Regions from separate parts of the Mus musculus genome. Here region 1 is linked to region 2. A link is a loop called in an ENCODE intact Hi-C map of the cell type or tissue named here. Cell type or tissue: heart. All regions are shown on one strand. Each heading gives the region's core, and the rest is flanking DNA. Links, peaks and the distances in the headings are about the cores only.

Region 1 (4,395 bases), core at 202-4,201, 48 kb after region 2:
GCCTGCATGCATGTCTGTATGAGAGTGTCGGATCCCCCGGAACTGGAGTTACAGACAGTAGTGCGCTGCTATGCAGGTGCTGGGAATTGATTGAACCTGGGTCCATCTGGAAGAGTGGCCAGTGTTCTTAACTGCTGAGCCAGCTCTCCAGCCCCTATTTTGTTTGTTTTTTGTTTTTAAACAGTCTCTCTACACAGCTCTGGCTGCCCTGGAACTATGTTAACCAGGTGAGCTCCGCCTCCCAAGAGCTGGGATTACAGGCATGCACTACCATACTTGACCTGGCTTTTTTTATTTTTTGAGACAGGGTCTCATGTAGGCCAGGCTGACCTTAAACTTGCTGTAGAGCTAAGAATTGCCTGACTTTCTGGTTCTGCTGCCTTTATCTCTCACATGTTGGGATTGTAGGTGTGGTAAATTTGGGTTCTATTTAGGTTTTAATATAGATTTAAGCACAGACATTAAAGAGGGTCACTTAGGGAAGGACAGCGCACATGCACTCAGGAATTCTAGAATTCTCAAGTTGTATTTCAAGCATCTTAATAATAACTATGTGTAACTTTAAGTCATGTCAAATATAAAGTAATTTTCATGTTCCATGTCTGATGTCACTCTGACTGATTATAGCTCTTATTCTGCAGGATTGTATAAAAAGTCTGGTAAACTGGTATTCCTTGGATTGGATAATGCCGGGAAAACAACTTTGCTACACATGCTGAAAGATGACAGGCTCGGGCAGCACGTCCCAACGCTACATCCCAGTAAGTGTTTCTTCCCTGTGAGTGATGCTGAGTCATAGCTCCTGCCTCAAAGTGTTTTGATTTTGGACTTTTGATGGCTAAGGTGTGAGATTGTTTATCCTGTTCCTAAAATAGCTGGGTAAGTAGTAATTGACCTGGTTCCCAGAGCACAAATTAAGAACTAGAAGCAATGCTCAGACCTTTCTATCCCTGCACTTAGCTATACCATGAGCCCAGCCTATGCTATAGAGTAAGAAACGACAGAGCCAGTAGCAGAAAGAAACACAAGGTTAATTTTTATATGTAATGTCACAGTGAAAAGATTATAAACCAGGCAGATAACAGCTTAAAAATAAAGTCAGCCGAAGGATGTGCGTGGTGGCACACACCTTTAACCCCAGCAGTTGGAAGAAAAGGCAGGTGGGTCTGTGTATTCAAGGCCACCTTGGTCTTCATAGCAAAGTCTGTGTCAGCCAAGGCTCCATGGTGACATCCCAACGAGTTGTCTTCTGGCATACACATGTGCGTGCGTGTGGCACGCACACACCTGCACATACATAAAATAAAAATAAATAATATTTTATGAGAGCTCGAGTCTTCTTTTAAAAAGGGAGGGGGAGCATGGCAGAGTTAGAAGAGATTATCGAGTAGTTTTACTTCTCTTTGCTGGGACTGATCCCTTCACTTATCCCAAGATAGTTCTTTTTGTTTTTTCCCGAGTCAGGGTTTCTCTCTGTAGCCCTGGCTGTTCTGGAATTCACTCTGTAGACCAGGCTGGCCTCGAACTCAGAAATCCACCTGCCTCTGCCTCCTGAGTGCTAGGTTTAAAGGCGTGCGCCATCACATCCAACTTTTTTTTTCCTTTTTTCTTTTGGTTTTCCATGACTGTTTCTTCAGCACCTGTTGTCATAGCTGGATCTAGACACAGGAACCTGCAGGGCACAGAGCAGGTGCTGTCTCGGCTGCCTTGCATCTCACATTCATTCTAACTTACATTTTCCATTTAAAGCATATATAGAAAAAGTAACGACCGTCTGTCTTTTGGTCTGGCAACTGAGCTAGTAGGTGCTTATGTGGGAAAGTGAGGATATGCGTTTACCAGACGCCCTGTGCAGGAAACACAGGGGAAGCAGCAGGAGCTGCAGGAAAGGAATGGAAGCCAGCGTGCGCTCCTGTGGCCAGCGCTCGGGAGGCACAGGCTAGCAGTCATACACTTGAGCCAGGACACAAAAACTCTACCAACTGAGACCTCAGTCATGACACATTCCAGGAGGGAGTGACCAACAGGAAGTCACATGACCATTTTAGAATAAGTCGGAAGAGTCTGTGGTGATAGACTTAAGCTGCTTCTAGGGGTGAGGTCTAAGTGAGGGCTGATGGGCAAGGGAGAGGAGATAGTCTGAGACACTGGCAGTCTTCTACTTTAATTCAATAGAGTGTGTACAGGATGTAACCATGTGAGTGGGTAGGCAGCATAGCCAAGCACTGCCCTTTCCTTATTGTAGAGACTTTGAACACAGACCCTGGTATTTCATTTACTTGAAACACTGCGTATAATTCTTCCTTAGTTTTTGAGATAGGGCCTTGAGTGTAGCCCAGGTTAACTTCAGACTCACCATCCTGCATCTTCCCTAGCTTCCCGGTCTACTAGAGATGTGTGTGTGCTACCCAGCCAGCTTAGAGTTCCTTAACGACATTAATGCTCTGCCACCATGTAGCTTTATGTGCAAATTTTTGTTATGATTATGGCAAGCTTCTCTATAGGCTATGAGGGAAGACAACAGGGTCTGAAAGTCTTCTCCACTACACACTAGGTAACAGACAGAGTATGTATGCATGCACAGGGGTTTGCAAGCACTGTATTTAGGATGGGTCTTCCCACCTCAGTCAACCAAGCCCTGCAGTCCTGGCGCAGGACGGCTCTTCCTAAGAGAATGAAACAGACTCTTCTGTATTCTGGCTTTGTGCCAGGTGGTTTTGAACTCAGGTGTGAGAGAAAAGCCAGACAGTACAGTCAGCTGAGGAAACAGAGAGCAGAGTTGGGAGGCTAGAACTTGCAGCCACAGTACTGGAGGAAAGAGAAGGGGAGGAAATCACTCCCAAAGTTAGCATGGAGAATACTTGTTTGTGCTTGCATGAAGTAGACCTCCCCAAAGAACCACATCTGCAGTAAGAAAAATCCCACTACAGTGAACTTTTACAAATACAGTAAAATCTAGTATATATTATAATTTTACAATGTAAAATTAGTAAGACATGCAAAAAAGTAGGTTAATCAGTGAGCCCCATAATCAATCAAAGGAACAGTCTCAGAAGTGACAGGGATGGTAGGATTGACTGACTGATAGGGACATCGAGACAGGTGTGGTGGGCTGTGGATGTGGCTTAGTTGGTAGACTATCTGCCTAGCCTTCATGCAGCTGTGCATGATCTGCATAAACTGAGCATGCTGGACCATGCCTGTAATCTGCTTCACAGTAAGTTTAAGACCACCCTGGGTTGCATAAGAACCATCTCAAAAAGCTAAGGTTGTGACACTTCTTTGTTTCTTTCATTATACTGATTTAGTCTGAGGCCGGGCACATCTGCGCTCAGATGGGGCGAGCAGACAGTTGTGGACATCAAGTCTTTCGTGTGCCCAGGGTTCAGGGGAATCAAGGCTAGGTCACTGGGCTTGGTGTCGAGCACCTTTATTTGGCGAACTATCTTGCTGACCCTTTTTTTTTCTTTCTTTCTTTCTTTCTTTTAAGTTTAAGAAGATCAGTGACCACAGATTTAAAGGGAAACATGTACTCAATGAGGAGGTAAATGGAAGATAACAAACAGGTCTTTGTAGTCCAGGCTAGCTTTGAACTTACTCTGTAGCCAAGGCTGGTTTTAAACTTCTGCTTTTCCTGACTTTAAAGTGTTAGGATTACAGGCATGAGTCCATGTGCCTGGCAGATTTCTGATTATGTTGTAAAAATAATCTTGTTTTTATTTAGCTTCAGAAGAGCTTACTATTGCTGGCATGACGTTTACAACTTTTGATCTGGGTGGGCACGTGCAAGGTAAGAGTCTACTTCTCTTCGTCTTTGTTTTATCTTAACTTAGTAAGTGTGGCCATTATGGTTCAGAGCTTGGAACTGCGTGTTCTTCAAGTAAGGCAGAGAAAGGTTAAGGTCGTCCGTCACTGGACACATGGAACTTCTGAGTCCCTGAAGTCCCTGAACTGCTTGTGGGTGAGGTATGAGGAAAATTTAGCTTTGAATTTCTCTTTGCTTCAGGGTACCTCATCTGTTGTCAGAATCATATTATGAACACATGATACTGTTCCCCCCACCCCTAAAAGCTCCAGTAACTAACCTGTTTTGTTTATTTATGTATTTTATGTGTATGGGTACCTTGCATGTACATCTGCACTCCAGTACACAGCATTAGACAATTGTGAACTGTTATGTGGGTGCTGAGAATTGAACTCAGAACCTTCAGAAGAGCAGCAAGTGCTCTTAACCACTGAGCCATTTCTTGAACCACATGAACCTGTTTCTCATGACAGGCAGAGCTGTCATAATCCCGAATTCTCTGGTCCTTTCTCCCATCAGAGCTGCCCTCTTGTTCTCCCCTTGGCTTCTGCTCATAAATCCCATCTGTGAGGTGTGGCTCTTCCCCGGAG
Region 2 (4,395 bases), core at 291-4,290:
GAGAGATGGCTCAGCGGTTAAGAACACTGACTGCTCTTCTGGAGGTCCTGAGTTCAATTCCCAGCACCTACAGGGTAGGTCACAACCATTTATATTGGGATTCGAAGTCCTCTTCTGGAGTGTCTAAAGACAGTGACAATGTACTCACATACCTAACAATAAATAAATCTTTAAAAGAAAATGAAAAGAAAAAATAAAAATTTCACTCTTCATATTAAAATACTTCAATAAGGGAAGCTGAGAACTGTTGCCCATACCTGTAATTCTAGCACTTTGAAGGCTGAGGCAGGAGGATTCTTAACAGTTCAAGGCCAGTCTGAGCTATATAACAAGCAGCAGGCCAGCCAGGGCTATTACATGGCAAAACAGCATCTTCAAGCAAATAAATGGAAGTCAATAAAGGAGTTCGGTAGTCTAACTCAGGTGTGCAGCACCGGTCTAGCATGCATGAGACCCTCATTATAATCCCCAATATCACAACTGAAACCAACCAATCAAACAATAAAGTCTGACCACACTAATACTCAAGGGCATGTGATCACATGTTTAGGTTCTGGAGATTTAGGACATAAGTGATCTTCATTTGTTTAGATTATGGAACAATTATTTTATTTTACTTTATTTTATTTTATTTATAAATGTGTGGGCAGCAACTTCTTAGAGCAGCTGACTTTACTCCAGGAGCAGCAGAGTCAGGAAGCTAGGAGAAACTATTTTAATGGTAATTTACAACTTAGATAAATACTCAAAATCCACCCATGTCGGTCAGTCCCAAGTGTTGGAATCGCAAGTGTGTACCTGCATCCATCTTTTCAGTTCTGCCTACGTACATAGCATCCCTTGGATTTCTCAGTAATATTTCACTTTCCTTGTTTTAACTTGTAATAAAAATGTTGATTAAATTAGAAATTAAAAAAGGAAAAGAACCCTGTCATATATCAGACTTTATATTCATTCTTACATTGTTGCAAAAATACTTCACCACTTAGATAATTTTCACATCTACTCTAAAGAAGCATACCACTGGGCTGGCTGTGGTGGCACACACCTTTCGTCTCATTAATCCCAGGACACGGGAGGCAGAGGCAGCTGGATGTCAGTGAGTTCCAGGCCAGCCTGGCCTACAAAGAAGGCTTCAAGACAGTCAGGGCTGTTACAGAGAAACCCTGTCTCAAAAAACAAAAACACACACACAAAGAAGCATACCACTAGGTCCTTGAAGGGGTGGAGCAGCAGCCCCAGAGGAAGCTTGGCTTTATTCAGTAAGGCCTGAGTCTGAGGGACACTCGTCAGCGTGCATCGGAACAACCTGTAAGACAGAACAGCGTATGTCAGCTGCCGCTGCGCTCACGGCTTCAGAAAAAAGATAAACCGTGCCTATCTCAATACTCTTGGGATTAGATCAGATTACAAATGAATATAGACCTTTTTTAAATGTTTTATTAAAATATTTAAATTGCCATGCGTGACCACACATAACTATGAATCCAGCATCTACCACAGTGAGACTAGGTCTCAAGAAACTAACCATAGGCTGGGCAGCAGTGCCTCACACCTTTAATCCCAGCACCCAGAGGCCAGAGGGCAGAGGGCAGAGGCCAGAGGCCAGAGGGCAGAGGGCAGAGGCCAGAGGCAGGCAGATCTCTTTGAGTTCCAGGGACGTTACACAGAGAAACCTCAAAAAACAAAGAAACAAAAAGAATAGGTTCATCCTGGTACAATAGCCTGGACTAATAATTAATCTTACCTTGATATTAGCAGGTGATGACTCAATCCTCAAACAAATACCTTTTACAATCAATTAATTACTTAACATATTTATTTTTTTTTAGATAGGTTTTGCTATGCTACCTAGACTGGTCTTGAACTTCTGGGTCAAGTGGTTCTCCTACAACTCTACCAAACAGCTAGGACTACAGAGGCACTTAGACCACCACACCAAGTCAAAGTTTGTTGAAGAGCAGTCTTACTAAAGCTTTTAAAAATATTATTTCAAAATTACAAGTTGTACAGTTTTTAAGTCTTTACAACATACATTTAAATTATTTATGGAATACAGTGTATAATGTCTTCAAATCTGGGAGACTAAGTCAAGGCAAATAAAGTCTGAAGCCAGACAGGGTGTTGGTGGTACATGTCTTTAATCCCTGCACTTGGGGGGCAGAGGCAGTCAGATCTCTGTGAGTTCGAGGCCAGCCGAGTCTACAGAGTTTCAGGACAGCAAGGCTACACACAGAACCCTCTCTCAAAACAAACAAACCTAATCCCTGTTTTCTGGAATATAACTACACTGATGATCATAAATATAAGTCTTATTAGAGCTAATAAAAGCAACAAGCAATTCAAGGGACATAAACCCACTCTCTTCCTCCCTCCCCCTTTTCTCTTTAAGTTCCAGTCAACAGAGAACACCAGGTCAGGCAAGGCAAGCTGCAACTCATATACAAGCTGCCATGCTATTGGCTGGCTTAGAGGTGACACAGGGTGAACAGGGAGTCTCATGGCTGGGAGAAAGCTTCAGAGAACAGTAAGGAAATGCAAAGTGTTAGGGAAGGGCGTTAAGAACACAGGGCAACTCAGAAAATGGGCAGATGAGGAAGTGGCAGGGCTGCACTCTGTAAGGGACAGCCAACTCCATTTCTTAATTTAGAGATGCAAGTTCCAGGTAAGCAATAACAGAGTCTTATGTCATACAGTCTACCTGGGCCGCTTATCCACAACACCTAAAAAGCACACCAGACAATCTAAGAACATGGACACTGCCATGTTTATAAAAACAGCATTTGAAGTCTTACTCTGGGTTACAGTTGAGTTTCTGGATGTCTTCAAGCAGATTTGGGACTGGAGGCTGCAGTGGTGTGGAAGGAAGCATGTTCCTTTCTTGAAGAAGATTGACAACTCTTAGTCCCTCTGGATGCAGACTTAATCCACTCATGCTTGCAGTTAAATGATTAGCACCTAAGGGAGTCTACAGACAGGTTCAAAGTGAGTAACTTCTGTCTGTATGTAGGGCTGGGCTAGGGTCTAGAGAAATACGCAGGCACAGAAGCATTATGAAATATTCATTATTATCCTAAATGGTTATAAAATAATCAAAATACCTTTGAAAACTTTCTCCGTGCTTATATCTTGAGCGAAAAGGTAAAGAATATATTAAAAAAAAAATAGTTTACCTGAGTAAAGGCCTGGGGGCCACTTGGGTAACTGAGGGAGGGTGGTGGCATCCCAGCCACAGGTGGTGCGCTGTTCTGGTAGCCTGGTGGCAGGGAGGGGTATGCAGAGCCCACACTTCGGCTTGTTTTGGGGTTCTGATTAACAAGCTGTGGTGTTGCTAGAAACAAGGGAAGCTTTAAGTTCTAGTTTATATTCCAGACACTTAAAATCACGGTAAAGATCCATTAAACTATGAGAATTAAAACTTCAACTTTTGAATTATAGTTCCATTTACCAACTTAAAAAGAAACAATCGTTAGTTAAAAGCAGACCTCAATCTAGTTCATGTGGACTACAGACAAAAACATACAGACAAGTTTAGCATGATTACTTTACCTCTATAGTATATAATAAATTTATATTTAGACTAAATTTTCATTTAAAAAACTTCTGAATACACCCTAACTTACACTTAGGACTTAGGTCCATGAACTGAAATCTGTAGAACAGATTAAAGTGCAGCACATAAAGCCTGGCTGTCTGGAAGGAAGACTATCGACAGCACTCACATGCGCATAGCATAACCTTCCTTCTCCTATCGACAGTGCTCACATGCGCATAGCATAACCTTCCTTCTCCTATCGACAGTGCTCACATGCGCATAGCATAACCTTCCTTCTCCTATCGACAGTGCTCACATGCGCATAGCATAACCTTCCTTCTCCTATCGACAGTGCTCACATGCGCATAGCATAAACTTCCTTCTCCTAGTGCCCTACGATGAACACGCATTGCTTCTATAATGAGAGGAGAGAAACGCTCATAGCATCTCACCCAAGAAGCCACCTCCTTCAATCTCATCATAAGTATTATGAGCCGCCGTAGATCCATTATTGGCATTTGACGTAATACCTAAAAGGAAATTCATCAACAAGACTGAAATAAGAATGAATGCTATAGTTTCTTCAAGAAATGAACTACTATCTAAAAATTTAGATAACCTTTGAAAAAAATTTAAATCGCAGCCTATCAAAAACGTCAAATGTCACAAGGTACTGTGGCACACGCCTTTAATCCTAGCACTGGAAAGGCAGAAGCAGGCTGACCTCTGTGAGTTCGAGGCCAGCCTGGTTTACATAGTGAGTTCCAGGACAGCCAAGGGTACATTGTAAAACCCTATCTCAAAAACAAAACCAATACAAAAACAACAAAAACTCTAGTTAGAGAGACCACTCAGTGGTT

What was found. A loop is a pair of places that touch in the nucleus more often than their neighbours do. Peaks named below come from ENCODE experiments on the same cell type or tissue, not always from the same donor. Only the 100,000 strongest peaks of a DNase experiment are listed, where the experiment ranks them.
Region 1: a loop joins it to region 2, with 2.0 times the contacts of the local background. A loop is called at or near these places in 8 of 42 quality-filtered maps.

Annotation. Positions count from the first base shown.
Region 1 is chr11:51,779,048-51,783,442 of GRCm38, forward strand. It overlaps Sar1b (secretion associated Ras related GTPase 1B), which reads left to right. Exons shown (of 7, transcript NM_025535.2): 3 at 642-761; 4 at 3,725-3,790. Among named protein-coding and RNA genes, the nearest start is that of Sar1b, 18 kb to the left of the region's middle. In heart, for the core only: no CTCF peak of the experiment used is centred there; a DNase peak (open chromatin) is centred at 1,924.
Region 2 is chr11:51,730,597-51,734,991 of GRCm38, forward strand. Sec24a (Sec24 related gene family, member A (S. cerevisiae)) reads right to left here. Exons shown (of 23, transcript NM_175255.3): 4 at 3,988-4,065; 5 at 3,174-3,331; 6 at 2,796-2,968; 7 at 1,207-1,309. Among named protein-coding and RNA genes, the nearest start is that of Sec24a, 24 kb to the right of the region's middle. In heart, for the core only: no CTCF peak of the experiment used is centred there; no DNase peak of the experiment used is centred there.